Linked DNA regions of Mus musculus: region 2 is linked to region 1. The links are chromatin loops, found by intact Hi-C in ENCODE. Cell type or tissue: heart. All regions are shown on one strand. Each heading gives the region's core, and the rest is flanking DNA. Links, peaks and the distances in the headings are about the cores only. Region 1 has its middle 43 kb from the start of Hoxb1. Region 2 holds the start of Hoxb2 (homeobox B2).

Region 1 (15,867 bases), core at 5,043-13,042:
ATAGGACGCTGTTTTTTAACAGCAATAGCAAAACAAGACAACAACAAAATCCTTACCCCACAGGCTCAGCAGGAAGCTCTTGGTACTTAAGAGTAAGTGCTCATTGAGCTGCACAGTGGTCTGGCTGCCTCCTGATCCCACAGTTCCCACTCAGGCCTGGAAGCCATTGTGGAGTATTTCTGCAGGGCATTCGTCTCAGGAGAACATTAGCCTAAACCTAAGGAAAGTACCAACATTAAACCTAGTCCGAACCCCAGTCTAAAGATGGCTTCCCAGTCCTAACTCTGACCCCGGTCTGAACATGAACTTAATTCGAAATCCAAACACGGCTGAATCCCAGACCCTATTCCACCCTGAACGTAAATTCTAACATTAACCTAAATTCATATTTCAATCCAGCAGTTTTCAGCCTCCCTCAGAAAATACTGGACAAAGCATAGAGATGTTTCTGGCTCCTACAGGCAAGGACTCCTTCATATCCCCCACTGAGTGCCGATAGCCAAGGACTCTCCACCTTTTCTTCCAGGTTGAAGGCACCAGGAGCATGTGCAGTTGCTAAGAGGAAACAGAGTAACAAACGTGGAATAAGCAGGGTTGAGCCACATGCCGAGTGCTCAGTAGCAAGGTCTTTGAAGATTTATTTATTTATTATTTTATGTGTCTGGGCGTTTGCCTATGTGCGTGTGTGTGTGTGTGTGTGTGTGTGTGTGCGCGCCCGCGCGCGCGCGCAAATCAAGTTCATGCCTGATACCACAGAGGCCAGAAGAGGGCACTTGATCCCTGGAACTGGAGTTACAGATGGCTATGAGCCATCATGTGGGTGCTGGGAACCAAACCCATGTTCCCTGGAAGAGCAGCCAATGCTCTTAACCTCTGAGCAGTCCCTCCAACCCCAGAAAATGCTTAAAACTCCAAGCTGTGAATGGTGTGGGAGTGGAAGGTGGAGGATGATGGGTAAAAACAGGTATGGAGATAAAACTGAAAGATTAAATCTTGGAGGATGAAGCTGGGGAGTGGTCGCACACGCCTTTAATCCCAGCATTCAGAAGTCAGAAGCAGGTGGGTCTCCGAGTTCGAGACCAGCATGGTCTACAAAGAGGATTTCAGGACAGTTTTTCCTGTTTGGAAAAACCAAGAATAAAAACAAAACAAGCAAACAAAGACTTGGAGGATGAGGAGCTGAAAATGGGTGAGTTGAGAAAGGGTCTAGCCTCCTCCATCTTTCCTTACATTTCACCTTCTATCTTGGGACACTATTTGGATGGAAACTAGAGTCTTATATATACAACCTCCTGAGCTTTTACAGAGGCTTTGGCACTGAAGGGTCTGGAGGTGTGACTCAGTCGTTAAAGATCACCTACCATGCCCAGGGCTCAGTTCAACCTTTAACACTAGAAAAAAAGGGGGGTGGAGGCAGGGAGAGAAGAGGAAGGAAAGGGGGGGTGAATGGAGGGAGAGGGAAAGGAAGGTAAAGAAAAGCAAGGCAGTGTGGACGGTGAGCAAAAGGGATGACCGGTAGCCCAGTCTATAAAGGAATGCATGGTAAGGGCTGCTTAGGAAGTCAGAGAGTCAGCAATCATCGAGTCCGAGGATGTTACACAAAATGAACCCGGTGGTCAAATACGGAGCCCTAGGCAAAGGTCGGGAAGAGTTATAGGGTTGGCTTATAGGGAAGAGCACTTGTTGTTCTTTCAGAGAAGTACAATTTGGTTCCCAACACCCACCTTGAGTGGTTCACGGCTGCCTTGAACGCCACCTCCAGAGAGTCCAACCTCCTCTTCTGGCTTCCGTGGATATCCACACAGAATACATAGACACACAGACACATAAATCAAACAAACTAAGTCTTTGGAGAAGCGGTTCAATAGTGGCACAGGAGAACATGTGTGGCTGTTGCCTAAAATCCTGGTTTGGTTCCCAGCACTCACATTGTGGCTAACAATCAACCATAACTCTAGTTCCAGGAGATCCAAAGACTTGCATCTGCAGGCAGCAAGCATATATGTGATACGCATACACACATGCAGGCAAAACACTCATCCGCATATAGAAATAAAAATAAGACTTGAATTTCACTTCTGATGCAGACTTTACGAAGTTAAAGTTCTTGACTTTTACAGCCAGAAGTTGGGATGGCTGGGCCAGGTCTCAATATCCCCCTCACCTTTGACACTCCAGAGTTACTGTTTTCTGCTACCAAAACCCTGTTTTATGTATCTTTTTCTAATTCTTTACTCCTTCTATATATCTGAAGCATCCTGGATCTTCCCCTGGGCTCTTCCTCTTCCTTGCCTTGAGCTTATTCTCTGGCACAGAGGAACCCCTGTTTTCTCCTATTAGACACATACGCCCCTGGAAAATGCAAGCAGTCTCTGACTCCCAACTCTTGGTGCCCCTGGTTCAATGCTTTTCTGGCTGGCAAGGCTCTCTGAGTCCCCCAGGCAGAGATGCCTATATTGTCCTGTGACATTCCCTTATGTTCCCTTAGGTGGCCCTTGCCCTACCCTGTCCTGTCCTGTCCCAGATTCCAGAGCTGCCTTGCCTGGAGTGGAGGGAGCTGGGAGTCTCCCACGGCTGTGCATCAGCCCCAGTCAACTGAACCCCAAGCCCCAGCTGCTTCAAGGGTGATGTCAGTGTTGAGGATCCCAGTTGTGCAGAGTCCACAAAAAGCTCCTTCACAGTAAAATATTCCCTCAGTCGCAAAACAGCAGTTTTGCATAATCTCCAAAACAAAAATTTAACAACCCAAGAATAAATATTAGTGAAGAGACGGGGCTTTCTCAAAGACAAAAGGCGGGGTGGAGGAAATGATCTGAGACAGACTGGCATCTTCCATCTCCTGAAACACATCACCCCAGCTCTCCCTGCCAAGTCCCCACCCACTCCACTCAAGCCGAGCTGCGTCCTGCCTCTCCCTCACAAGGAAACACGTGGCACCAAAGGGGTGATCATCTGCCCAGACTTTCTTCAAGAGGGAAAATGCCAAAACCACAAACAGCTGCCCCGGGAGCCTTCCGGCCAGATTCCAGACTCCAGCTCAAACCAGGAATCCCGATGACCTCATTCAGATCCAGGCTGTAACTCATTTCTCGAAGGCCAGCCAAGTGGCTAGCATTTCTACTGACCAACTGTGCAGAGTCCCTGAAAAGAGAGGAGACTGCCTGAGTGGTGGGTTCACGCCTGAGCCACCCATGAAGAGTGGGAGGGAGCAAGACTTGCATCAGAAGCTGGGGGCAGACAGCCTCTCCCTCCCCCAAAACCCACTGTGCCCCTTTAACTAGCTTCTCTGCTCACTAAAATGAAAGACATTCTTCAATTAAAGACTTGTTACCTTCCATTTTGGTCCAAGTGGAAAAGCAAATGAATGCCTGTGTGTGTCAGTTTTACTAAACCGCGTGGGAAAGCTAGAGGGCCAAAAGAAGGCAGAGGAACTAAGACGCTATCGGGTGCACAATTCTGCAGAGTCAGCACAGAAGAAGAAGTCTTAGAAGCCATGTAGAACAAACCTGTTGGCGTTTGCAGATGAGGAAAGCATAGCCCAGAGGAGGGAGAGTATCTTTCACCAAGTTAACAGCAGAAACTGAGACTTTGATCTTCTGACTGGCTCCTGGGCCAGCTACAGAAAAGGAAAGTTCAAGCCCTGGACTACAAGCTTTGCCTGGCTGGCAAATTTACCAAGGATCTTCCTGACTTCAAAACATCTGCGGGAGCTGTGGCAGAGTGGCCGGAATGGGCAGAACGGGCAGTGGGGGAGAGAAGACAGCATGGAGAGACTTCATCCACTTGAGGCGGAGTAAACAATTATGTTTTGGATTAGTGGAGCTGGAGTGGTAAAAAGCCCTTATTGCTCCTGCAAAGGACCTGAGTTCAGTTCCCAGGACCTATGTGCTAACTCATAATCACTTGCAGCTCCAGTCTCCGGAGATCATCTGATATCTTCTTCTGGCCTCCATGTGCTCCTATGCACACATGGAGTATATGCACCCACTCAAGTGCACGCGCAGACACATAAAAAAAGTGAGCTCTAGTTTAGTACAATCTAAGTAACATAAAACTCACTCTCTTAACCACTTAAACTCTTACTACATGTATTTATTTATTATGGAGGGGACACGTGTGCCACCGCACACATGCGGACATCAGAAGGCAGCTTGCTCTCTTCCAGCGCTGTGTGGATCCTGGAACTCTAACTCTGGTCGTCCAGTGTGGCAGCAGGTGCCTCGACCCCCTGAGCCATTTTTCCCATCCCCTCGCCATCTTGAAGGATGCATTAATGTTATTTGAAACTAAGTAGCCATTAAACAACACCTCCCATAGCTCACCTCATGCTGCCGCCTGGAAACCAGTGTTGTATTTTGTGTCTCAAGGAATTTTACTACCCATATTAGTGGATCCACCTGGTACTCATCTTTTCATAAATAGTTCACTTCATTTAATAGACTGTCCTTGAGTTTGATTCATGTTGCAACATGTCTCAAAATTTCCTCCTCTGGAGACTTGAGAGATGATGGCTCAGTGGTTAAGAACACTGACTGTCCTTCCAAAGGACCAACGTTTCATTCTCGGCACCCATGCTGTGGCTCACAACTCCTGTTCCAGGTGATCCAGCGCCCTCTTCTGGCATCTGTGGGGACTACACCCAAGTGGTAAACAGATATGCAGGCAAAACATCCATATGCATAAATCTTTAAATTAATTTAAAATGCACACTGAATGTCTAAACATTGGTTTAATGTAGTATTTACCTGTTTGCCTATTTTGTTTGTTTGTTTGTTTGTTTTGAGACAGGGTTTCTCCGTGTAGCCCCAGCTATCCTGCAACTTGCTTTGTAGACCAGACTGGACTCAAGCTCAGAGATCTGCCTCCTGAATGCTGCAATTAAAGGTGTGCACCACCAAGCCTAGTGTTTATTTTGAGATAGGGCCTTGTGTAGCCCAGGTTGGTCTCGGGTTCATTGTGTAGCTGAGGATGGCCTTAAACCCAGATGCTGAGATTACAGGGCACGCCCCCTACCTAACGTATCATTTCTGTATGACTCTCTTTGCACCTAAAGTCCTCGGTATAGGGGTTAAGGCCTGTCTCTTGTATTTGCTAAGATCTCTCCTAACGTTTGGGAAATTTCAAGGCAAGAGCAAGCCCATGTGCCCTCATTTTCTATGAGCCCTCAAAACATTATTAAGGTCCTTTTTTGATGACAGCTTTTAGATCGCAGTTTCTCAAAGATGGCATTACTAATGTTCCCTGCCAGATAAGTCTTTGATACCAAGGCCATTCAGTGTATCCTAAGGAGTCTATAGAGGGTTTCAGCAACATGCCTGGCTTCCACCCACTGGTTACCTCTGGCATTCCATTGTGACCATTGAAATGTCTCCAGACAGCACCAAACATCCCCTGCTCTTAGGGTGGGTAGGCGGCAAAGGAAGCTGTGAATCACTGGCTGAGGCTGAAGCTTGAGAAGGAAGGTCCCCGCTTTTAGTGCCTTGTGGGAATAGAAGAGATTTTGCTAGTAGAGCAGGTGAATGTTCATCGGTGCAGAGTTGATGAGTAACAAATTCGCACCCCCTGGGTCTCTCTGGATGGAAACAGGGAAGGTTCCATGTGAGTGAATTCCTGCCTTGAAGAAAATCTTCCTGTTAGATCCTTGGGGTAACTTTTTTTTAAAAAAAGGAAGTATGAGGTCATGCCTCGTGAGAAGTTACTGGAAAGAGCAATTAGTTCCCACCATTCAGACAGGATCCGCTAGTTCTCTGAACTTGGGGTCAAGTACATAAACGGTTCACTCTGAATGGATCCTACCTGGCTAAGGAAGAGAATCCCAGAGACCAAGCGACTTCTCTAATGTTGCACAGCATAATAAAGATGAAGCCAGGACTTGAACCCTCTTGGCACTGAGCATACGAAAAGGCAGGATCACATGGTCTAACCCAGCGTCCTCTCTTACTGTAGGATCAGATAGAGCAGAAAGAGGCCAGAAGTGTCTATGGGTGACTGTTTCCTGGAGGGTGACATGGGAAGAGGCTCTTCTTTGGGACAGGCTATTTCCCAAGATGCTCTGAGGTTGCTGGCTTCCGAGCCCCCTATCTGGATTTCTCCTTGTTGTGCACTGATAAGCTATCAAGCCCGACACACGGTCCACTGAGGAAGTGGGAGCCAGGGAGACCCCGAGGCCATCAGGAAAAGACTGGCAGAAAACAAAACAGCACAAAGCAAGGCATCCTGGGGGTAAACCTGCCGACTGAACTTCTATGAAGCAGGAAGACAAAGAAGAGTCAAGACTGGGAGAAAACTGGAGAGAGAAAAACAGGAAAGACAGAAAGACCCACAGAACCACCGAAATAGAACAGCGAGAGAGTTTCCCTCTCCTTTCTTTGGTGTTTAAATAATTTATTTATTGGTGTTTTGCCTTCATGGGGGGTGTTGTGTGAAGGTGTTGGTTCCCCGGGAACTACAGTTACAGATGGTTGTAATCTGCCCTGTGGGTGCTGGGAATTGAACCCAGATCCTGTGGAAGAGCCACTAGTGCTCTTAACCGCTGTGCCATCTCTCCAGCCCCTTCCCTTTCTATTAAAACATCTATTTTAAAAATCTTCTTATTGACCTGTAGGCCTCTCTTCTCTTCCTCCTCCTCCCCGTCTTCCTTCACCTCTTCTAGTGGAAGCCAGAGAATCTCAAGCACTAGTGAGTCCTCACCTTCCTTGCTTGAGACAGGACCTTTTTTTTTCCCCTGTGACTATGCCAAGCTAGCCAGACATTTTATCCTCCTACCCTTCCCTACTCCCTATAGAAGCACTAGAATTACAGACTCTCCAAGCTACCATACTCAACTTTACCTGGACTCTGGGGATTTGAACTCATGTCCTTGCACTTGCATGAGACATGCTTTACTCACTGTGCCATCTCCCCAGCCCTACATAGGTTATTTTCAAGTGTGCTTTTGTCCTATTTTAGTCTCCCAAGGGTTAATAATGCACACCAGATATTCTTAGAACTTATTGGTGATTAGACAAAGAATCAAATCTTCGAGAGTGATTTACTGTGTGTCTTCAGGAAAGTCACTCAACCATACTGAGCAGTGAGGCCTCCTTCTTACTTAAAAGGAATTTTTAAAAAAATGCAGAGATTACTCCAGCCAGCTCTAAGGAGAGCCCTCATTGTCTAACTCACTGGAAGTGCTAAGGAGCTGTTCTTTCATCTGGAACTACCTGGGGAGAGATTTTCTTTCCGTGAGCTTTTACATCCTCATTCATTTGAATTGGTGTTCTGGGAACTGGGCAGGGAACAGGTATTTTTATCTTACTTTAATGGATAAGCAGTAGCGTAACTGGTAAAAAAAAAAAAAAAATGGATCTCTCCTTTCTTACACTCCTCTGAGGACCCAGGGAAAGCCCAGCCATTCTTAGAGTGGTTTAAGAGAATGGTCTAGATTTTTGAGGAGGGGAAATTCTGCTCTTTCAAGAGGGGAAGGACCCACAGACCAAGAGGAAGTCAAGTCAAAACTCATGTTAAGATGCTCAAACCCCTGGACAGTCAGATGGGGCCATTGCTTTGACTGCTGTAGTTTCCTTGAAAGAGGAGAGGGGAGTTCGTCCTAACCTTCTCATTTGGGGGTAACCAAAACAAGGATTTAAAATGGATTTCAGGGTGGGGCTTAATTAACTGTAGAGGGTTTCCCTGGCATGGTAAAGGCCTGGGTTCCGGGTCCCACACTACAAGAGTTCCCAGGAGTTGTGCTTCCTCTCCGGGGCCTGCTTTCTCTTTCCTCAAGGCCTTCCCTGTGTTCCCACTCAACTTGTGGGTGGTAATAATTATTTATACCCGTCTCTGCAGCCCACATCCTCCAGGGGCCAGCTCAGATTACACCTGCCCTGATGAATCCTTCCGCTACTTTGTTATTAGATCCCCAAATTTGTCGACAGGAACAAGATCCTCCACACGGAGAAGAAGACAGCAGTAAATTAGGAGTGAGTTATCCGCCCCGCGTAATGTATATGCCCACATGTGTAAGTTAACACTCTGAGGATGACGTCATGAGCTGTCCGATGATGCAGAGCCTTGGGCTCTAGAATCCTCATTTTGCAGAAAGCGTTTTTTTTTTGGGGGGGGGGGGTTGCAGAGTTTGAGGGGACTGGGTTTTTTTCTGGGTATTAAAAACTAGTAGGTTCTTTTACTGTCTCTCTCTCTCTCTCTCTCTCTCTCTCTCTCTCTCTCACACACACACACACACACACACACACACACACACAGAGTCCTTGCCCCATCTCCCCTCCCCCACCCCGCCTCTCCAGTACAAGGACTGAATTGGAGCATGTGACTAAGTGGATAAACATTTCATTCAGAACCGCCCTAGACCATCATTGTCCAAGTTCTTTTTTAAGCATTTACCACTTTGCTCTGAAGAACAGCATAGAAGTGAATCTCCAGGCAAGAGGCCTCCAATACACCAAAGGGGGGGGGGGAGTTCCAAATTCAAACCCAGTAACAAGACTAGCGAAAGGGAGGACCGAACATAAAGCTGGAGGAGACTTCCACAAAATCACCAAGCAACGAAAGGGTGTCTTTTTCTCTACCATAAGTGACACCCGGAACTTCTTTCCAGATCAACCACAAGGAGAGAGTTTATTTGTCCGTGAAGAAGACCCTGGGCCAGGCCAGGTTCCCACAACCCAAGAAAACTCCAAGGAGGTCAGGGAAAGAGAATCCAGGCCTAGAGTCCCTCCATCCTGCTGCAGCCACATAGCACGGAATTGGCAAGGGACAGGGGCGAGGAAAGGGGAGAGTCTGGCAAGAATCAGAGCCAAAGCCGGTGGCTGGGAACCTGGAGCTTTTGGCGCACAGCGGCGGCGGCCGCTAGGGTGCAGCTGTGGGCTGATGTGGGGTCCACGCCAGTGGCGGAGCCACGCAGGAGAGGAGCTGGCAGTGACGGCGAGGTGGTTCGGTGTTGTGTTTCTACTGTAACTATAATTAGGCGGATTCTGTGTTTATTTAGGCTGAGAGCTGCAAGATAAATGACAGCTTCGAAGATGCTTTTCAGCACTTCATAAATCACCCACCGGCCCGGGCAGTTTGCTTGTGTCACGTCTCAGTTCTCCCTCTGTGCCCTGCCGGTCCCCCCATTCACCTCGGAAGAGGGCATAGTCTGGACGACCCAGGAGTCCGCGCCACAAAGGGCAGGGGGTAAAGGGGAACGTAGTGTCTGTCCTTCTCTAAGATCTCGGCGCCCCGGAATCAGTGCCCAGGAGCTGCCTGGAAAGCTGTCAGGAATAGCTTCCTCCCGAGGTGGTCCCTAGGCCCATTGGGGATGGGTTGACGGGCAGGCCTGCCCTCCTCTGGGAGAATATGGTCTCTAATCGGCTCTAACTCTTCCCCTTGCCTCACTGACACAGCTGGAGATTTACGGGAGACGCTGGAGAAATATTTATAGTACAAGGAACTGTCCTTTCCCCTCCTATGCCTGTCGGCGTGTCTCCTGGGGCTGGGGTGGAAGAGCCCATGTCTTTTCCCATTGGAAAGCATATTCTGTGGTAGCGCTTCTCAGAGGGAGTTTGGAACTCCTTAGCCATCTGAAAGAGCGAAGAATCAAAGGGCAACCCATCTCTCCTACCTAGGCCTGAAACAGTCCAAGAAGTGAGACGAGGCTTAGACTTGAAGCTTGCAAGACAGACAGAATGCAGAGGCATTACCCTAGCAGAATAGCGAACTCTGGATCAGGCACCTTTGCGGGCAGACTGTTTCCCATCCGAGCTGTGGCTAAAGGGTCCAGAATAGACCTCAGGAGCAATGGTGTGGTTTCTAAGTGTTTGACTATGAATTAGGAGACCTTCGTTCAAATCTTAGCTCTTCTCACAGTGGGAATGTGTGTTTGCTCTGACTCTGGTCTTCGGTTTCTCTTCTTCAAAATGGGGGTCAGGGCGGGGAGGGCCGATGCCAGGTATGGCCACTCAGGTCTGTTATCCCAGCCCTGGGAAAACCTAAGGGAAAGGATTGTGAGTTTGTAACCAGCAGAGGGATACCTAACTGGATTCTGTGGTCTAGGATGCAGAAGAGAAGGCAGCCTACTTTCTAGAAGAGTCTCGCTGGTGCCAATCTACTCTAAGTAGTGCCCTAGAAGGCATATAGTGTTTTGGAGATGTGGCTGTGTTTATGGTGTCGATTGTAGTTATGATCTCCCAGGTGAATACTTAGCTCCAGACTCATCAAACTGTATATACATTAAGTGCCTAAAGCTTTTTGTATGTCAAGGACACCCCCAACAAAGCAGTTTGTTTTTAAATGCTTGTCCAGGCTGGCCAGATAGCTTAGTGGACAAAGTGCCTACAGGGCAAGCATGAGGACTTGAGTTCAGAATCTCAGCACCACAGAAAGCCAGACACCGCGAACAGCATCTGTACCCCAGCACTGGAGGGGCTGGGGGGGGGTGAAGACAGGAGGATGTCTCCTGGTTTCCTGCCCAACCAGCCTAGTCAAGTTGATGGCCTCCAAATTAAGTGAGAGACCCAGTCTCAAAAAACAAAGGTGGAGAACAGCAGATGAGGATGCCCGGTATGACCTCTGACCTACATGCACAGACACACATATACACACAAACATATACATATATATATATATATATATATATATATATATATATATATACACACACACACACACACACAAATGCATGCAACACACATACAGGAAAAGAAAAAGGGATATGAAATTTGAACACCGAGCAGTGTGTTAATGGTTTCACAAATCGAATGTAGAAAATGTATTGTTGCACTTGTCCCTAAACGATGCTCTATCATGGAGAGATGACTTATGTCGTACTCAAAACGATGGCATGTTATCAGCTGTCCTCAGCCCTGACAAATTTCTTTGTGACATTATTAACAGCACAGCAGTGACAGTGAGAGGTAGCAACGTCAATACTGACAAGGTCAAGTCTTCAAAGCCAGGATCACTTTAGACTTCTCTCGCAGGCTCAGGCTATGCTGAAGAATACGGCTCTGCTCAGGGTTTGGAGGTGGAGCTTGGCTTTGGCTTTGGCTTTGGTTTGCAGGGCCTGGATCCCTCTGACTGACTTGTCTTTGTCTTCTTGCTCCTTCTGATTATTCCATTTACTCAATGTGTGTGGAATGTGCTGGTTAGATGCTTAAGACGAAAGTGAATTCTGGTTACAAATCTTTCCCTGGAGGTGTTTCTTGTCTTTTAAAGAGACACACATGAAAACAAAGCAGGCAAATGAAATCAAGTGCTGGGAGCTCAGGGACAGAATCTGCAAAGGGCACACCGCAGTGTCCTGGAAGAGGTGGTTGGAGTGCTCCCACAGTGCACCGTTCTCTACACGTTGGACAAAGAAATGCACCAGCGAACAGAAGCGCTGGAGAAAAACCCTAATCCCACAATGCTATGAGGCAGACCATCTAAATTAAAGGACGTAGGAATAAGGGGTGTACCTTCTCAAAAACAGCCCCTTGAAGCCAGAAATATACATGTGTGCCCATAGGCACCATCTTTCCTTTTGCTCTTGCTCTTAGAACATCCCAAGGCTGTACGTACCATTCCTGGAGGGGAACCATTCTTGTTCTAAAACAAGCTGAGCGGAGTAACCACATATGGAGGGCTTTTTTCCACCCATTTCATGTTTGCTGAGTCCCGCCTCCCAAGATCATTAAGAAAACAGACACCGTGAGTCACTGCATGGCTTCTAAAGAAGTTGGATGAGGATGAACCAAGTCTTTCCACCCTTCTTATGATCAAAGGCCTCCTTGCATCTTGCTGCATGTGCGACTCACTCTGCAGCTTAGGAGCTGGCGAACACAGAGGTGGCAGAAACTACAGGATTCTGCCCGAGGGCTCCAGATTTCACCAGGCACAAAGGCTGGATGAGAATTTGTGGGATCAGGCTACACAGCCCTACCCAGGTAGGGAGGGGGGGGAAATCTGTAGCTGTTTGGAGAGCGTAAGGATTGATAGTTTCCTTCTAAAAGATAGTGTACTCCTCTCATTTATGCTTTGGTGTGAGATGCTAAAATGCAGAGAGGCATGGAATAGCTGTCAGATTTACTAATGGGATCCATCTTCATAGCCCGAATCTTCAGAAAACTTCTTGCAGCAACATAATAATAATTCAACCCTCCTCTCAGAGCTTTGCTTCATTTCTGCTCTCTTGGGGAAGCAAGCAAAGAAACCAAGGCATTTCCTGTTCAGCGCTCATGTGTTCCTTTAAGATGTTCTAAAATCCCTGTCTGGTTCACTTCGGGGTTTTTTTTCCATTGTCAACAACCTCAGAGAAAACCTCAAACTCTGGCCAGCGTTTACAGAGGAACAGAAATGACTGTCATCAAGCAACCTCTTCCCGCTGACCCCTGCCTTCAAACTGGGCTCAGTCAGCATCCTTGACTTTTCCCACAGTCTGTGCTTCCGGCCAGAGAATGTAGCAAAGCCTGTTTTCCAGTGCGAGCCTGTAAGTCCCACACTCACCATCTCCGAGCAGAATTCTGCAGCTCCTGGCTGAGACCTGCACGAGAACAGAGAGACGCAGACAGTAGAATCTGCCTTGAAAATCTGGGCCAGGGAGATGATTTTTACAACTCCTTCCAGGAGGTCCTGTAATTCAAGTTTCTTAACCCATCATGCCTCTTTACCAGTCTGCCCTTGGAAAACAACAGCTAAGAGCATGAGTGAGTGCCAGGTGATTCTATTTGGCTCAACAAATATTTGTTAGGTGTCTACTGAATGCCAGGCACGATGACAAGTCCCAGCAATTACTGCTAGCAGCCTGTGCCTGTGAACTGGTTGGCCATGGTTTAGAGTTGCTGTTAGTTAGCAGAGGACAAAAGGACTGAAGACAGAGCCAAACCCTTTTCAAAGAGCATCCTATACGGCCCACCACGAGAAAGAGGCAGCAACATAAAGAGATCCTCTCTCAGCATAACTCATTGGCATTGCAGCTTAACTCGCCTTCTGAGTCATAGTGGAGCAGACAAGAGTTTGGGATCTTAAAAGGTTTGGTTCAATTCCTCCACTTAGAAGTAAACAAGTGGGTGAGCATATGACCACTGAGTCTCAGCTTCCATTAACATGGCATGAAATAATACTTGCTCTGCCTGGCAGGTGAGATACTATAGTATGGACCAGTACTCTGTGTGTGTGTGTTTGTGTGTGTGTGTGTGTGTGTGTGTGTGTGTGTGTGTGTGTGTGTGACAGACAGAGAGAGACAGAGAGAGACAGAGAGAGAGACAGAGAGAGAGACAGAGAGAGAGAGACAGAGAGAGAGAGACAGAGAGAGAGACAGAGAGAGAGACAGAGAGAGAGACAGAGAGAGAGACAGAGAGAGAGATGGTGGAGATTTCCAGTCAGTACATCTGGGTGGGCCTGAGATTCTGTGTGTCTAACATGTTCCCTGCCAATGCTTCTGAGGACAAGCTATAGATTGTGCTTTGAGTAAAAGAATACAAACCACTTGTTAGGCAAGTAGAATGGATGAAATATATGGCTATGATGGCACACGCCTTTAATCTTAAGCACTTGGGAGGTCGAGGCAGGTGGATCTCTATGAGTTCAAAGCCAGCCTGGTCTACAAGGTGAGCTCCAGGATAGCCAGAGCTATGTAGAGAGACCCTGTCTGGAAAGAAAGAGAAAGAAAGAAAGAGAGAGAGAGAGAGAAGGGAGGGAGGGAGAGAGGGAGGGAAGGAAGGAAGAAACAAACAAACAAACTAACTAACTAACTAATACATAGTGCCAAGTGCGTAAATATTGAAAGTGCATTCAGAATCCCCCAGGGCCCTAATAATTGATGAAAACTATGACCTCTATGCATGGTCACACACTGGTGAAATCATTAGAAGATATTAATCCGTCCAAACTCAGAAGTTTGGTCAAAGAATAAAATAAAAGGGTTTGGAGGAGATGGCTAAACAAATATAGGGATATAATTTCAGATCTCCAGCATCCATATTAGAAGTCAAGAACAGGGGTTATAGAGATGATTCAATGGTTAAGAGCATTGGCTGCTCTTCTAGAAGACCCAGGTTCGATTCCCAGCACCCACATAGCAGGTTACCACCATCTGTAACTCCAGTTCCAAGGGATCCAATCCAATATCCAATTCTGCTCTCCAGGCCCCAGGCACATGTCTTGATGCACAGAGATATATGCAGAAAAACATCCATACACATAAAATAATAAAAATAAAAATACATTTTCTAAAAAGCCAAATATAGCAGCATGGGCCTGTCATCCCAGTATTAGGAAAGTAGAAACAGACGGATCCCTGGAGCACCATAGCCAGCTAGCCTGGCTGAATGCCGAGTATCAGGATAGAAAGAGACCTTGAGTCAAGAACAGGTAGGACAATGAAGCTGGGGCTAAGAAGATGGTTCAGTAAGCTCACTAGGCACACCAGAATGAGGACTGGAGTCCAGTTCTCCAGAATCAACATAAAATCCAGATAAGCACGGTGGCTCCTTATAATCCAAGGACACTGGAAGCAAAAACAGGGTGTCCACCCCCACAGTGAGCCCGTTAGCCAGTCTAGCCAAAATGGCAAGCTGTAAGTTGAGAAGGAGACTGGCCTCAATATATAAAGTGGAGGGCAAGCAAGGAAGGCCCTTGAGGTCCATCTCAGGCCTCCACATACACAGGTGTGCACATGAGCACACACACATTCTTGCATGTGCACATAGAAATAGTCTAGGTCCTCTGGGTAAGAGTATAGGAAGTCTAGGTAAAGTAGGATGGCTCGGGATAGACAACATGAAATATTGAAACAGGCACATGGATAAGTAAGATGGAATCCTGGTTCTCAGTTAAAAGCATTTACCCTGGCCATAAAACATGGCTAGAGATGCTGCTCAGTTGGTAGAGCGCTTGTCCAGTATGCACAAAGCCCTGGGTTCAATTCCTGCCACCACATAAACCACCCAATAAACAGGTGGTATATGCCTGCCATCCATTTTTGGAAGGTGAAGGCAGGAGACTCAGCCGTTGAAAGTCATCCTCAGCTACATGAGAACATGGGAGCCAGTCTAGAATATGTGAGAGCATTTCAAAACCAAAGAGCGGAAAGCCTGTGGTGACGGCACATGCCTTGAATTCCAGCATTCCAGAGGCAGAGGCAGAGGCAGAGGCAGAGGCAGAGGCAGAGGCAGAGGCAGAGGCAGAGGCAGAGGCAGAGGCAGAGGCAGAGGCAGAGGCAGAGGCAGAGGCAGAGGCAGAGGCAGAGGCAGAGGCAGAGGCAGAGGCAGAGGCAGAGGCAGAGGCAGAGGCAGATCTCTGAGCTCCAGGTCAGCCTGATCTACACAGAGTTTCAACCAGAATTACATAGTAAACACTTCTTCAAACAAACAAAAAACAGTAACAATAATAGATAGATAGATAGATAGATAGATAGATAGATAGATAGATAGATAGATATGGTGCTTGATACAACTAGACCATATCTTGTATTAGAACTGTCCCCTGACACAGTCACATGGAATCTTTTTTTTTAATGAGCCAGGGTCTGTACATATTTCTGACTGTCCAAGAACTCACTCTGTAGATGAAACTGGTCCTAAACTTACAGAGATCCGCCTGCCTCTGCCTCCCATGTGCTGGAATTAAAGGCAAGCACCACCACTGCCTGACCCATGGAATTCTAAAACTGGAACAGATGATGCAGGACTGTTCAGGCCTCCCCTGGACTTCATCCAAGTGATGAAGATGCCTCTGAGAACATGTCATCCCTTCTCTGGATACCGACATCACACATGGTGAGAAACAGCTTCCATTTTCTCTCAGATGCCTTCGGAAAACATTTCTTTACTTCCCTAATAAAAGTGACCTGCTTACTCACACCCTCAGGAATATCAATTAGGTAATACTTGTGTAACTCTGGGGCTTTCC
Region 2 (15,867 bases), core at 4,901-12,900, 56 kb after region 1:
AACTGGAGTTACAGTCAATTGTGAGCTGCCATGTGGGTGATTGGGAATTGAACCCAGGTCCTTTGGAAGAGCAGCCAGTGCTCTTAACCCCTGAGCCATATTTCCAGTCTCAGAAAATAAATACTTAATTTTCCAAATATTTAATGGAAGTTTTCTAGGGAGGGTGTTGTTCCTTTCTTAAAGGTATTTGGCTTAGAATTAAGAGGTGGAGTTAGCTGGGCGTGGTGGCACACGCCTTTAATCAGAGGGAGGCGGATTTCTGAGTTCAAGGCCAGCCTGGTCTACAAAGAGAGTTCCAGGACAGCCAGGGCTACACAGAGAAACCCTGTCTCAAAGAAGAAGAAAAAAAGAGGTGGAGTTAGAGAGTTTAGTAGGATCCAGGCTGAACTTGTATCTGGGGTGAATGACTAAGTGAACCCACGATCAAATAGCAATTGAGACAGTTCTGAAAGAAAAGCTTAACTTGTGGTGAAGAATTAAAATAATTTTCTATTTGATTAGGCTTATTCGCAGCTGAAAATGTAGCATGGCTGTAGGGCACTTGTCAGGAATGCATAAGACACCAGATTCAAATCACAATACTGTAAACATTGGTATTAATAGTAAAAGAAAATGGTGGGCTGGTGAGATGGCTCAGTGGGTTAGAGCACCCGACTGCTCTTCCGAAGGTCCAGAGTTCAAATCCCAGCAACCACATGGTGGCTCACAACCATCCGTAACAAGATCTGACTCCCTCTTCTGGAGTGTCTGAAGACAGCTACAGTGTACTTACATATAATAAATAAATAAATCTTTAAAAAAAAAAAAAAAAGAAAATGGTAACGGAGAGATGGATCATTTGGTTCAGAGCACTGACTGTTCTTCCAGAGAACCTGAATTCAATTCCCAGCACCTGTGTACTGGCTCACAACCATCTGTAACTTAGTTCCAGGGTATCCAAGGCCCTCTTCTGGTCTCTGAAGGGCATTAGAAACACACATGGTGCACAAAATGGATGCACGCAAAAACATACATGCAAATAAAATAAGAAAATAAAATAAGAAAATGGCCAGGCATTGTTGGAGCACGCCTTTAATCTCAGCACTTGAAAGGCAGAGTCAGGCAGATCTCTGTGAGGTCAAGGCCAGCCTGTTCTACATAGTGGGTTTCAGGACAGCCAAGGCTACATAGTGAGACCTTGTCTAAAAGTAAATAGAGTTTTAGTTGATTTGGTGTGGGAGCGTGGTGTCCATGAGTAAGCCTGGCTATCTTGCAACAGGCTAGCCTCAAGCTCAGCAATCTGCCTGCCTCTGCCTCCCAAGTGGTAGAACTAGGGTCATGAGCTATAACACCCGGCCAAATGTAACATTTTTGACCAAAATATATACTTTGGAAAGATTATCAAAACTTGATTAAGGGACTTACTGGCAAGATAGTTCAGCGAGTAAAAGTATGTGCTGCTGAGCTTGACCATCCAAGTTCAATATCTGAGGCTAACATATTGTCTTTTGGCCTCCACGTTTGCTCTGTGCACATGTACACACTTAAAATAATAAATAGATGATGAAAGAAAGGAAGAAAGAAAGAAAGAAGGAACGAAAGAAAGAAAGAAAGAAAGAAAGAAAGAAAGAAAGAAAGAAGAAAGAAATTTCTAAGGATGTATATTTTTATTTTATGTATATGAGTACACTGTAGAGGGCATCGGATCCCATTACAGATGGTTGTGAGCCACCATGTGGTTGCTGGGAATTGAACTCATGACCTCTGGAAGAGCAGTCAATGCTCTTAACCACTGAGCCATCTCTCCAGCCCATAAATATGTTTTTTAAATGATCAAAGATGGAGAAATGGCTTGGCAGTTAAGAACACTTCTTGCAAAGGGATAGGGTCAGTTCCCAGTGCCCACATGACAGCTCCTAACCATCTGTAACTCCAGTTTCAGGGGATCCAGAACCACCTCTTCTGACCCTTGCAGGCTCCTGCACAAACAGGTACACACTAAAGACAAATATTCTTTAAAAACTAAGGGCTGGTGAAATAGCTCAGTGGGTAAAGTACCATCCCCTGAAAGCCAGAGGACCCAAGTTCAATTCCCAGAATCCACCTAAAGGGAGCAGGAAAGAACCAATCCAACAAAGTTCTCTCTGACCTCCCCACACAAGGTAAGATCTGACTATCTACACACACACATACACACTTATATAATAATAATAATAATAATAATAATAATAATAATAATAAATCTTTAAAACTGAATGACTGTCCAAATTGGTTTCTCTATGATAATGACAGGAGCTGTAGTTTGCAATAGAACTGACTCCTTCCCTATTCAATCTATGCTCTGAGGAAAGACTATTGAAATCTCCATCTCACCACCACAGCACGGAAAGCTGGGTGTGGCCAGTGGGAGGCCAATGGGGGATCTGGGCTGTAATGGCCACAGCAGACAGAAAGGATAAAGTAGGGGCCCTATAGGCCACCCTCAGCAAATCAAAAACATACATTTGATTGATAGCACATTTCAGGAAGCTATGCAGTAGGGTTCATGATACTTCTCAGAGGTCTGGAAGAACGGTGGACATCAGGATTCAGCAGGGCTGTTTGGGACTCTCATAATTTGTACCTGTGTTCTCATACCCAGAAACCTGATAAAAGTCTATTACACCATATGTCAAAGAAGAATTTCAGTGGTTCTTTTTAAATAAAATGGTCTAGACTTTTTAAATAATAGTAAACATAGTCAAATATTGAGAGAGATAGCAAAGGATGGAAGCCACAGAAACCCTTGGTAGGGCATTTCTGAAGACTTACATTAAATGAATATGTAACTCCTGGCACATAACACTGTATCTAACGACATGCTTATTGAAAAGATGTAAATAAATTATCGTGAGCACACTTGGAGGTGTAAAGCTATACATTACATATTGTCAAAATGGTCCTACCAAAAATGTGAGGTAGGCTACTGTCAAGCACCAAGGGTCACTTTAAAACGTGTAACCGCAGCCATAATAAATTTCCCAACAGCACCTGGGAAGACAAATACATATACTATTACCATAAACTAATGTAGACTACATTAGAAACATTTAGCTCTTCCATTGATTTCACAGAGAGAAACTGAGGTCCAGAAAGGGGAAGGGACTTGCCCAGGCTTAAGTTAACTTTTTTTTTTTAAATGACTCTAGGTTATCGTGATTGCAAGCAATTCCTCAGTTTAATAGTCTCTGGCTTTCACTGTGGTATCAATGAGCCATTCTTCTTGCAAGGAGTCACTAAAGAGCATAGCAGACTGACCAACAGTTCTTCTGCTTGCCCGCTTCAGCCACAGCCAATTTATAACCTGTCTGGGCCACAGGCTACACACAGTTGGTTCTGACCCAAGAGGAATCCTGTTCCAGTCAGGATGGAATATGCCTGCCACCACTGGAGGGGTCAACTGCCACCACTGGAGGGGTCAACCACCCTACCTAGGAATCACTCTTGCTCTCCCCGTTTCTTACATTCAACTGCAAAACCTCAGGATAAGGTAGACAGGATGGCCCTGGAGATGGGAAGAGGAAACAGAGCTAAATGGGGAGAATTACATACTGACAGGGATCCCCTGATTTTGAAATTGAGAGGGGAAAACAAAAATGGGTGTCTCTTCCTTCTGGAAAAGTATTGCCTCTTATATTCTCCCAGGGTATCACCAAAGATGGGGTGTTTGTGTATTCGAGAAAGGACAGAGACAGAAAGGTTGTGTGTTTCTTGGAAACAGAATTTCAAGTCTGCTCTAATAATCACCAAAGAGGAATGATGGATGCCCTGATTTCTTGAATTGGAAGTGACTTTCCCCTACCATACAGGAAATACATGAATCTAAGCAGGTAGAGTGAACTTTTGCTGCACCCCTCATTTTAGTAGGAGAAAGCGTGTCTGGTATAACCTCAAGCAGTAGCAAAGATTCTATGTCCTCTGAACATACTGAGGTTGGAATAATTAGAATGTAGTAGCTAAATAAAATGGATCAAAAGTTTCTCTCTCTCTCTCTCTCTCTCTCTCTCTCTCTCTCTCTCTCTCTCTCTCTCTCTCGTTTCCTTTCTTTGTGTTTTGTTTTGTCTTTGTTTTGCTGTAGGTTTACTGATTTTACTGTTATGTGCATGAATGTTTGCCTGAATGTATGTCTGTGTACCACATGTGTGCCTGCTGCCTGTGGAGCTTAGAAATGGAGAATCAGAGCCTTTGGAACTGGAGATACAGTTGTAAACTGCTGTGTGGGTGCTAGAACTGAACCCAGGTCCTCAGCGGGAGCAGCAGCTCTTACCCGCTGAGTCAACTAGCTTTCCAACCCCCACATCCCCTTTTGAGGTTTATTTTTTTTATTTTTTTTTACCTGTTTTGTTTCTGTCTTTGTTTTCTGAGATAGACTTTCATTCTGTAGTCCATATTGACCTTGAAGTCCATATGTAAGTCTATGTAAATCAGTCTTGCCTCAAACTCACTGCAGTCCCCCAGCCTCAGCCTACTGAGGCCTGGGTTTACAGGTGTGAGCTATCATGCCCAACTTTTTTCTATTTTAAGACAGCCTAGACTATGTAGTCCTCTTACCTAGGACTATAGGATTATAGGTGTGTACCACCGAGCCCAGCTCTCAAACATTCTTAAGTGTGGGGGAGAACAGAAAGCAAGATAGCAATGTAATCTAGCAGTCCTTTAAACGTTAATGTATCTATAAATCATTTAGAAATCTGCTAAATTGCAGGTTCAGGTTCTGTAGGTCTGGAGTGGGGCCTAATATTCTGCATTTCTAACTAGCTCAGGTAATGCTGGTACTGCTGAGCCATGGAGCAACCCAGCATCTACAGAAATGACAGAAGGGATCCCTGGGTATTACAGACCAGCATCCCTGGATGGAGCTCCTCTGCAGCTCCTGCCTTTTGGCATTGATAAAGGATGTTTAAAAAAAAAAAAAAAAAAAAAGCTGGAAGGTGGGTAATTAGTGAGATCTTTCTGGTATTCTTGATCTTTGCAGCAACCTGGTATAGCTGCAAGAACATTTTTAATTAGACTAAATTATCTAGTTTGGCTATCCATAGAAAATCAAAGCCCCAGCTGATAAGTCTCTTTCATTTTGCTAGCATAGAGATGGCCTATGTGCTGTGATTTTTAAGATGTTAAACACTGCCTGTGGACATATTTTATGGAGAAATAAACACACAGTCCAATGAGATGTATAGTGTGGTTTTAATATATTATATATTCACTTATTTATGAGGAAAATAAACACACAAGCCAATAAGCTGTGTATTATTACTTTAATATATTAAATTTATTTCATACCTATATATTTTATGAGAGAAAATAAACTAATAAGATACACGATATTATTATAATAACACATCTAATTGTTCTATATTAATTTATTTATGAGAGAAATAAGTGCAATTTAACATGACATAAGATTATTTAATTCATGAGGTGAATTCTATATTAAGACAGTTTAAGGGATTAAATGCCAGCTGAGTAAAACGTGTATACTTCCCACACTGAGGGACCCGTGGAAAAAAGAAATGCAGTGGGTTTGCCTAGAGTTCCAAGTCACCACCTACGTTGGCTTCTGCTGGTTTGTGGGGAAAGTCTGGGAGGCCTAGGAAATAAACTGCCTTAAAAAAAAAAAAGGCAACATCTACCGGGGAGGTAGGTATCTGTTTCTGAGCCTGAGAAATATTAAATAAACCTGAGGAGGATGGATGGCTTTCCAGGGTCCCTTAAATCTCCTGGTTCTGGAGAACAAACTAAGAGGCAGATGGGGAAGAGGATCCCTGCCTCCCCTTTCCTGAGTTTGCAGAGCTGGGAGGGGGACTATGGGGGGCAAGAGGACAGGAGAAGTGTTGGGATGGAAAATGAAGCTGTTGGTTAAGACAGGTGGGCTTGCATTTGGAAAACGACCTAGCACGGTTTCAAAGCCCAGAGCAAAAAGCCACACTGGGTAAAGTGGTCCCAGGACCCAACGCTCGCTCCCCCTCCCCAGCACAGGGTCTCTACTCGCGCTCTCTCTCTCTTTCTCTCTCTCTCAAATAAAATAAAAACCCACAATTGGCGGGAAGCTCCCAGACTGTCTTTCTATCTTTTCTTCATTGTGAAAGATCTGGCCTCAAGAAAGTGGGAGTGGGTGCGAGCCGGGAGTGGGACCCGAGCATCCCGCAGCCGCTGTCATGGCGGCCGCAGTTGCTTCTCCTGCGCTCCAAGTCGCCCGGCCCAGCGCCATTTTGAGCATCGTTCCTATTTCCCGCGCTCTCTGCCGCTCGCCGTGCTACTTCTGTGAGCCAAAAGCCTCTTGCCACGCCCGGGCCTCCCTTCTTCCCTACAAAATTCCTAAGCCCCATTCTAGTCCTCAAGGACCTGGAGCCCCAAGGCAGCATCGGGCGCACAGCGCAGGCCTCGGCCTAAGCTTGCAGACTCAAAGCCCGCAGGCTAGCAAACCCAAGGATTTCTCCTTCAACTCTTTTAACCCTCTGCGCAGCCTCCAAGGCTCAAAGCTGGCCTCTGAGACATTTTCTTGTACCCGCTTCTGCACCCCCCCCCCCAGAACGCTGTTTTTCCACCCACCCCACATTTATTTCCAAGCAGGGACCCAGGGAACATCTTAGCAGGACTGGAAACGGTCTGTTTGCAGATGAACCAAGCTTCCATAAACTCTTCCTGGTGTCTTGGACAAAGAAATAGTCACCAAGCAGGGCCCCTTTTGTACCACCCGGACTTTGTCAGCCTGGGAGATGGGACCATGCCTTCCCTTGGGTCGCTTGAGCCAGAGCTAAACCAACTTCAAGCGGAGAGTGGGAAAGCAAAGACTGGCCGTAGGGACTTGGCAAAAAGAGCTAGATCCCAACACAAACACTCGTTTTCATATTATAAAGACATTTATTTACGCTATGAAAATAATGTACAATAAATACTTTCCCCCTTTCCTATTATTAAACAATTTTAATAAATAATCTACAATCTAAAACTTAAAAAAGAGGAAAATAGGTCCCTCTAGTTCTTTGTAAGAAAACCCTCTCCCACTAGAGTTTAATTATTCCTGAGATTTCGTTGGAAGGAGTTTTACCAAGTGGAATTTTTTGTGTGTGGTTTTAAAAAGCGAAAAGGAGTGAATGAAACGCTAATTCGTTACTATCTGGATTTTAACAAAACGGCATAAATGTATCCACGAGTGGAGAAGGCCCGATTCCCCCCGCCCCCAACAGCCAAGGAGGACCAGACGGAAAGGACCAAAGATGGAAAACAGTTAGGGAAACTGCAAGTCGATGGCACAGAGCGTGCTGGTGAAGAAGTCCAGCTCTTCCTCGGAAAAGGGCACGGGGCTATCGAGAGAACCCTGCAGGCTGGGTGAAAGGCCTCCGGACATCTGGAGACAGGAGTCTGCAGCGAAGAAATTGAGGTCCGGTAGAAAAGGCGAATCCTGCCGCTCGGGGCAGGCGTCTTCGGGTAGGGGCTCGCTCTGCCGGCCTCCGGCTCTGAGCATTGTGCAGCCGGGGCTCGATGCGCCCACACTCTCCAGGGTGGTGGCAGGCAGCGCTGACGGCGGTGCGCCCCGGGGTCCCTGCGCGGCCTCGGCGGGGTGGAAGCAGGCTTCCCGCAGCCGGTGAGTCGCGACGTCGCCCGGGCTGACCGTGGGTTCCTCGGCTGGCTCTCCCGCGTCGTCCTGGGCGCTCGGCCCGCCTGGTTCTCCCTCGGGCGGCTCTCGATGCTGCGTCTGCCGCTTGTGTTTCATGCGTCGGTTCTGGAACCAGACTTTGACCTGCCTTTCGGTGAGGTCCAGCAAGGCAGCGATCTCGACGCGACGCGGCCGGCACAGGTACTTATTGAAGTGGAACTCCTTCTCCAGCTCCAGCAGTTGCGTGTTGGTGTAGGCCGTGCGCAGTCTGCGGGAGCCGCTGCCGCCGCATTCTGGCAATCCGGGGCCATCTGCGAGGGAAGCACCCCTATGTTATCAGAGAGGTCTCAACGCAGCCTCCGTTTAGCTGAGATCGGGAGCACCCCTTTGGCTTAAAAGACTCTCAGCAGTCCTACTCGGGCTCCCACCCCACCCCCACAGCGCTTCTTTCTGTGTCTTTGGGGTTTTTTTTAGTGCTCTTCCACGTAGGCAGACCCGGCCCGGGTCAAGTCGGTGCCTTCAGAGCCGCCCACGGGCCACGTAGGGGGCGGGGAGCAATTTCTCTTAGCTCCCAGGACCTCAGAGTCTCCCTCCCCCAAGTCCTCCCAATGGACCCCTCAATTCAGAACTTTCCAACTCAACCTGGGGAGAGAGGGATCATAGATTGTTCTTCACCCCTTTCCTTCCTAGCTTTTGAATTCCCTCTTCTTCCCTAGCTTTAGGAGAGCTAGAGGCATCGCATCTTTTCCAGGCTCCAGATTCAATCCCAGACACGCTTCATTCCTCTACACAGAAACCGGGGAAACCCTTCAATCGAATCATTTTTTTCTAAGCACATTTAAAAAAAAAAAAAAAAAAAAAGCATCCTCCCCACCCTCAATCAGCTTCCAAAATTTTCTGGGGGTGGGGAAGCTAACAGTGGCTAGGCCTGAACCCCAGCGGGATACTCTGCTTCCCTCGCCCCAGATCCGTCGACCTAGGGAACCCCACCAGGAGCCCCATCACCTCACATTCTCCCCTTCTCTTCCAACTGCCCCTCACCCCGCCCCTAATACGTTTACCCACCTGATGGTGATCCGACCTCGGAGGCCCGGACCGAGGAGGCGGCTGGAGAAGGGGATGCGGCGGATTGGCTGGGTTTCTTGGTGGATTTCTTCTCTTTCATCCAGGGGAACTCGGGGGCTGGGGGGGCAACGGGGAGTGGCGGCGGTGACCGCAGAGCAGGCCCATCTCCGGCTTGCTTTTGGCTCCCTGGTCTCTGAAGGGTGGAGGCGCCGAGCTGGAGGCTGGGGAAGGTTTGCTCCAGAGGAGGAGGAGGAGGAATTAATGTCGACTCCTTGATTGATGAAGTTTGAAATGTCTCCAAGACAGCGGGGAAGGAAGTCAGACACTCGGCGAGCGATGGCTGGCTGTTTATAAACCCAATCTCCCTCTCAAATTCAAAATTCATGGCTTTCAATGGTGGGGGAGGGGGCCTGCTGGGGGGGGCGTCAGGAGGGAGAATCAGAGGGACCCCCCTCTCCCGCCCCCCCCAGGTTTATGCAATGGAGCAATTTCGCGGGGGGGGGGAGATTTCGCTCTCTCTCTTTTTTTTTTAAATTTAGGCCTTTATAATTGTATATTGCTGATAAATACAAGCGTATGGGGACTCTCTCTATTAAACCCAGGACTCCGCCGAAATTGCAGGGAATTCATGGTCACGGGACCGGTCTCCGCCAATCGCTAGTCTAGGCCTAGTGGAAAACACAGGCATTATTTGCTTTAATTGATTCAAAAACTCCAGAGGACCACGACCTGGATACCATGAGGCTTCCTCCTCTACCCCTGTTCCTTCATCAGTACCCTACACTCTCCCTAATGGCTCTCTTTTCCCAGAAAAGCCAAAAGAACCTCTTCCTTCCCTTCAGAGACTGTGTGGTGGTGGCAAACAACCACATTTAAGGGAGAAATGGAGTGAGTTAATATGCTTTCTTTATGTGGCCCTCAGTAGCCTCTTACCCTACCACCACCTCAGCCCCCAAAAGAAAAGAAAAAAAAATCTCATTTAGGGGGAAGTGGGAGTAGAAAGAGGCTTCCATACCTTGGGGGAAATCAGAAAGGAGATGGATAAAGGACAGCACTAAACACCAGCAGCAGCGGCAGCCCACCCACCCTCAGAAAGCAGTAGTTCACACTTAAGAAATGCACAGAGCTGGCACGCAGCAGGGACATAGATTCCAGGAGCACTTTGGGACATGGGCCTACCTCCCTTGCTATGTGCCCTGGATTCTAGTCTCTGCTCAGAATTTACAAGCAGTTTCTTATGTCCACTTGCCTTCCTGTTGGGGTCATCTGTACTCACACTGTGACACCCCAACCCTGGCAATAGGAGGGTCTAAGAAGGTCTAAGGTGACAGATGTATTCACAGGCCCCCAGGTGTATCTGTGTCTCTATCCAGGGCACCAAAGTAGCCATCCACTTAACTTTCAAAGCTAAAGTCAGTGCACAGTCGCCCTCTGGACAAAGGGATTTCCCCCTCTGTATTTGCCTTTGGGCTACTTTTAAAATCCCTGGTAAGAAAACATTTCCTAAAGATGGTGGGGGAGAGGGGGCTGGGGATAATGACCACCACTGAGATTATATTCTGCTTTGGGCCTCCAGAGAGAAAAAAAAATGTAATGTATTCTATGGTGAGGCACCTATGATGGGCTCAATTTTAGAATATTGTGATTTACTAGAGGAAGGAGGCAAAAAACAACAAAAAAAAAAAAAAAAAAAAAAAAAACCAAAAACAAAAAAACCTCAGAGCCACAAGCAAATTGGTGGGAAACTAGGCCTCAAAGCTGAAAATGAAAAGTCGGCTGGGGGAAGATTTTTAAATAAGTGGGTCAGAGGGACCAAGAGGAGATGAGGCGATCAATCTTAGCCCCCTGACAGCTCCCTCCGATTGCATCAAAGAATTTGGCTCTTTGGGAAAGCAGAGGGAACAACCTAAATTGCATATCCCTTAAAAAGGCCTGAGGGAGGGGGGAGCCAAAGAGAAAGGTGATTCTGGGAGATCTAGGAAACAGATGGGAAATGGGGACAGAGGGAAGGCGCTAACTTGGGTGGAAAGTTTGCCCCGGAGAACTCCCACGGCTCTGGCCTCCCCTCCCCCTCCTCGCTCTCTGTCGCCTAGCCTAGAGGAGAAGGCTGCTTAGCAGAGAAATGGCAACTCAGCGGAGAGCTGGAACTAGAAACTTTCTGTCAGTGTAACGTCCGCGTGGGTGGTGGTGAGTATTTAAAGAAAGAAAGAAAAGAAAAAGGCAGAGAAGTTTGCCGGGAAGCGGGAGGGGGGGGGAAGGAGGGAAACCTGGAGGTGGTGGTTGCAAGGACAGAAAGAGGCAGGCTCTTGGGAAACTGCTCTTAACTAGGCCAGCGGCCAGAGAGGGTGTTGTGTACCTTAGCTAAAACAAAACAATGTATGCATATATTTTCCTGGATGGTGGTTAGCAGAGGAGAATCCAAATAGTAACTGTCTGGAAGGGAGTCCTGTACAGTAAGGCCTGGGAGAGGGCCTTCTCCCCGGCAGCATGGGCACTTCCACAAGTTTTGTAACAGGCACTCCAGCTGGCTGCAGCATCCAAGGATCTCCTAAGACAACCAGAGCCCAGACTGTCCTGTAGGAAATACAGCTCTCTAACCCTTGATGACAGATTTTATGGCCAGATTAGTGAACAGTAGAAAACTTGGGTGTTAAAGTGGGGATCCAAGAAAACCCTCCAACCCTCCCTCCCTTCCAGAGACATCCGTCCAGCCCTGTCTGCTACCTTACAGAGCAGATTTTTATCCATGTTTTTAAACAGCTTTAGACCTAGAATCTGGAAAACAGAAGGGTAGGTCCTATTTTTGTTTAGAGCCCTAGCTCCAAGCCACAATATATCAATATAGCTAGCTAAATTCTCTCTTATCTGGTTCCTCTTCAGCTAGATAAATAAGCAATCCACCCTTCCCCTCACAGTCAAACATGACCCTTCTCATAGTTATATCATTCAGAAATGGTATTCAGGGAAGAGGAAGAGAAAAGGAAAGACAGACCCTTGAGCGTTATTTGATCCCAATCAAACATTGCACGCTCCTCTGCCTTTAATTTATAGCCTGGCCCAATGCTAAATTGCTTGCTGCCCAGATGAGCCAAGTCCAGTTAAAAAAATTCTACTTGGTGGGGAGGGGGCGTATTATTCAGGTTGTTTTTTTATTGTTATTTATTGTTGCATAAAGACTGTAATTACTAACCTTGGACTGCCAGGATACAACATAAAAATGAAAATCAGCCCTCGCTTTAAGGCTGAGGGCCTGGAAAGATTCTTATATCCCCACCCCCCCCACCCCGTATCACCACTACCACCAAATATATGCTCCTAATTAAGCAATGCGGGTTCATCGCTTACAATTAGAATTATGTAACTCTTCAGCGGGCAGCCATCGCTTCTCTTTCAACGAATTAGCTCCATATTTCAGCCTCCCCTGTCTCCTCGCTCTTGCTCTTATCATCGGATACCGCTATGCGGTGGTGACATTTCATCTTTGACAGACCCTCTCCATCCTCGCTCCAATGTGATAAAACTTTTATGGAACCAGGACTAAGAAATGAAGTTTTCCCAAGCATCGTGGAAACAGAGCCTCACGTTAGCCTGGGGACCATTTTATTTAAGCTTGGTTTCTACAGCTTCCTCTCGCCCCCTTCTCTTCCTTGGCAGGAGAAATCTAACCAGTCCTCCTCTTCCTCTGCCCTGGGCTTCATTTAATGATTAGATTTCGCTTTAGTTTTAAGGCTTGACCTGAGAAGTCTAGGCCTCGGCTTGTTGTCCCCCCCCCCCAAGATTAATCATTTTCCTTTGTTTTCATTTTAGACCCAATGATGGTTGGGCTTCGGGTCACGTGACAGCCTCATTGTAGCTCCGGAAGAGAACGTGAAGTTTAGGTTGCCTGGAAGAAGCAGTAATAAGCTAGGTTTGGGGTTGCCTGGATGTAAACAGAGGGGGTGCCTGGAGGTGCTGGTCAAAGGGACAAAAGAGGCCAGTGACTAAGAAAAACAGACAGGCAAAGAGCAGACTTAGCCCAAGATTCCCTCCCCTCCCTCCCGCCCCCCAAGCTTGTTGCTTAAACCTTAGCTGAAGAACTTGGCAGAATGGTCCAGACTGGTACAAATGTCAAAAACTGAGTTGAAAGCAGGAAACACTAGGAAGGGGAGACAGCGACCTGAGCAGTGAGCAAAGAGCCTGGGGAGTGTCACCAATGCCCTCCTGCTAGGGGACATTTGGCCACTAGAGCCTTTTTCTGCACCCTGAACTGGACCACCATGACAAGATAAAATTAATAACAGAAAGTTTATTCAAGAATTGTTTTGACAGACAACTCTTTTAACTAAGGGGGAAAAAAATAACTACGGAAGAACAAAGAAAGTTCCAAGAGAGAATTAACTTCTTATCTCTACAAATTCGGGACTATACAGTGACATTTAGGAGCTGAGTTCATGCCTTTTAGAACTAATTACAATTCCTCATATGTACGAGTTTAACATAAATCTACAGCTCTTGTCTAGAATACAATAAAAACTAAAATAGCTGGTTTTACATGACAGGAAACACAACAACCTTTATAACAAGTAAATACTAAAAAAGTACATTTTTCTTTTTTTTTTTTGTCCCTCATATAAATACATAATGTAGGGGGATAAATAATACAAAAAAGAAAATATTTTAACAGGCTATAACCAATAAATATATATGAAAATGTTCACTAGAACACACGCTTTTTGAGCGAAGCTGGACTTTCTGCAGGCCCAGACATCTCTCACAGTTGTTTTTTTTTTTTTTAATATCCATTAAAATGTAAACTCCAAGTGCAACAAGACTGTCCTGTCAGGAACTGGAGCAAGGTCCACAGGTCCAGCTGCAGCACCTGCCAGGACAGACAGTTTGTTCAAATATACCCTGTTTTCACGTTAAGTCAAGAGAAGAACAGAAGTAAAAAGAAAGTGGAGGGAGTGGGATGGGGTGGGAGCTGAGAGACTGGAGAATGGGCAAGCCTCCAGTCCTGACAACTTGCCTGCCTTAGCCTCTTAACTTTTCTTTAAAAGAAAAAAAATATATATTTATTTATATTATAGGCAGCTCTGACTTTCAGGATATCTTACCATCCCTGAGCCCTCTGAAAATTGTAATCAATAGGGGTGGGGTGTAGATATGAATGTCCTTAGAGCAGAAAACCAACCGTAGGGCCATAGTAAATGATAGATATAGTAAGAAGCCTAACAGATGGGGGATGGGGGGAGTTGAAGCTTCAGGGAAGTAGGAGAGAAACATACTTTGTGCCCTTCGATTTAAATGTATTTTCTTATTTTTCACAGGGAGACTGAAAGGGAGAACAAAAAAAATCAAGATTTTGGGGAAATTACCCACAGAGATGCAAGGTAAGTTGATTGCTTGCTGATAGCCAAGCCATTAAGTGTTGAATGTGCTTCTCTGCCCTGCTTGCCTGTCTTGGCTCCCTCTACCCGACTCCACGTCACCTCTCCAATCTGAAATTCCCACTTGGTAGTGCTGGAACCCTGGGAACCCTGGGATTGATGTGGTCCCGTCTCCAACCTGCTGTGGATTCCTTTCCAAGGGTTGTTGGCAGACAGATGGAACCAGGCATGGAGGACTTAAAAGACAGCCCCTGGGGGCGGGGAGGGGGCCTGGGAGCTGGGAAGGCACCCCAGGCCTGTTCTGTTTCTGGAAACCTGGCGACAACCCCATCCCACACCTCTTTCAGGACTCTAAACCGCGCCCATCCCCCAAGTCCGCCGTCTCCCTGGCCCTTAACCTCACCCCTCCCTCCCCAGCCCGCCCCTCCCATCACAGGTGTGTCAGTTTGGGCGCTTCTTGGATTCTACCCTGAGGCGGTGCGTGGTGAGAGGAGAGGTCTGTGTACGTGGGGTGAGGGTCACAGGGTCCATGATGCTGGTTGGGGCCCATAGGGGCCGCCCCGTTGTAGTCCAGGTTCCCCGAGGGGTGGTGGGAAAGGTGATTGAGGCCGTAGAGGGAGGGGCCGGCAGGGGGCGGCAGCGGATCCGCGTAGCCACCCCCGCCCACATACACCGGACTGCCCTGCATGGTGGGCGTCCCGTAGGCGCCCCCGTTAGCTTGGAGGACGTGGGGCTCATACTCCGACGCCGGGGTCGGGGGGTACTTCTGTGGGGCGCCGCAACCCTTAAGAGGGGGCTGGTAGTTGGAAGGCAGCGCGTAGGCATTCTGGTGGCCTTTGCCGAAAGCTGGTGGGGACGGGCTGTCGTAGCTGGGGGTCATGGAGTGTAAGGCGTTCATGAAGCCGGCCGTGGACTGCATGGGCTGCGGGGGGCTTCCGGCCGGAGAGGGACCCCCAGAGGACGAGGCCAGCCCCTTGGCCTTCTGGTCTTTCTTGTACTTCATGCGACGGTTCTGGAACCAGATCTTGATCTGGCGCTCGCTGAGGTTCAGCAGATTGGCCATCTCGACCCGGCGCGGCCGGCACAAATAACGGTTGAAGTGGAACTCCTTCTCCAGCTCCACCAGCTGCGCGCTTGTGTACGCCGTGCGCGCCCGCTTGGACGCGGCCGACCCCGGGGGGCTCTTGTCCCCTCCCCCGCCGCCGCCGCCGCCCCCGCCGCTGCTGCCGCCGCCACCGCCGCCGCCGCCGCCACCACCGCCGCCGCCACCACCACAACCTTCTGCTGGACCCGAGGGGGGAGGGGTGGGAAGGGGAGAAAATGAAATAAAAGATAATTACTGAACACGCCGAAATTGAATGCATCGTTTCTTAATAAATCCAGGCCTGGACTCGGAGGCCCCGCTGCCCTCCCCTTCGCGTCCCCACCTCCTCTACACCACCACCCCCCCCCTTCCTACCTCCCGTCGCATTAGCGGACACTCTATAATAGTGGCATTTATTAAGAGACCTGTTCTCCTTTCACGGCCCCAGCTTATGAAAATTTGATCATGTCAAACAGACAGAGCTGCGTGGCCATTTATTTAGGGCTAGGATTTTGCGTGTGCGCGCACCCTCCCCGTATATCCAAATCCAAGTCTGAGGTGATTCCTCCCTTCTGTCCGCCCTCTTTACAAGACAAGTGACTGAGAACACCTTGGGAGGGGGGCGGGGGGGGGGAGACTGGACACTGGTGGGCAGGGCCTGGATGTGTGGCACATAGAGGCTCGGGTGGCTGCAGGCCGGGACCCCAGGCTGCCTGAGCGATGGTGATTAATAC

Evidence for each region. Peaks named below come from ENCODE experiments on the same cell type or tissue, not always from the same donor. Only the 100,000 strongest peaks of a DNase experiment are listed, where the experiment ranks them.
Region 2: a loop joins it to region 1, with 2.3 times the contacts of the local background. A loop is called at or near these places in 6 of 42 quality-filtered maps.

What each region holds. Positions count from the first base shown.
Region 1 is chr11:96,400,887-96,416,753 of GRCm38, reverse strand. No RefSeq gene overlaps it. Among named protein-coding and RNA genes, the nearest start is that of Hoxb1, 43 kb to the right of the region's middle. In heart, for the core only: a CTCF peak has its summit at 8,845; DNase peaks (open chromatin) are centred at 8,843, 9,353 and 12,373; H3K4me3 peaks cover 1,018 bases; H3K27ac peaks cover 941 bases; H3K27me3 peaks cover 7,832 bases.
Region 2 is chr11:96,345,012-96,360,878 of GRCm38, reverse strand. Hoxb2 (homeobox B2) reads right to left here and starts at 9,247. Exons shown (of 2, transcript NM_134032.2): 1 at 8,684-9,247; 2 at 6,863-7,929. The coding sequence starts at 9,068. The coding sequence ends at 7,250. Hoxb3os (homeobox B3 and homeobox B2, opposite strand) reads left to right here and starts at 7,485. Exons shown (of 4, transcript NR_155303.1): 1 at 7,485-7,819; 2 at 12,491-12,585; 3 at 13,990-14,052. It overlaps Hoxb3 (homeobox B3), which reads right to left. Exons shown (of 4, transcript NM_001079869.1): 4 at 12,949-15,333. The coding sequence ends at 14,480. In heart, for the core only: no CTCF peak of the experiment used is centred there; DNase peaks (open chromatin) are centred at 7,478, 8,018 and 9,338; H3K4me3 peaks cover 6,545 bases; H3K27ac peaks cover 7,241 bases; H3K27me3 peaks cover 6,578 bases.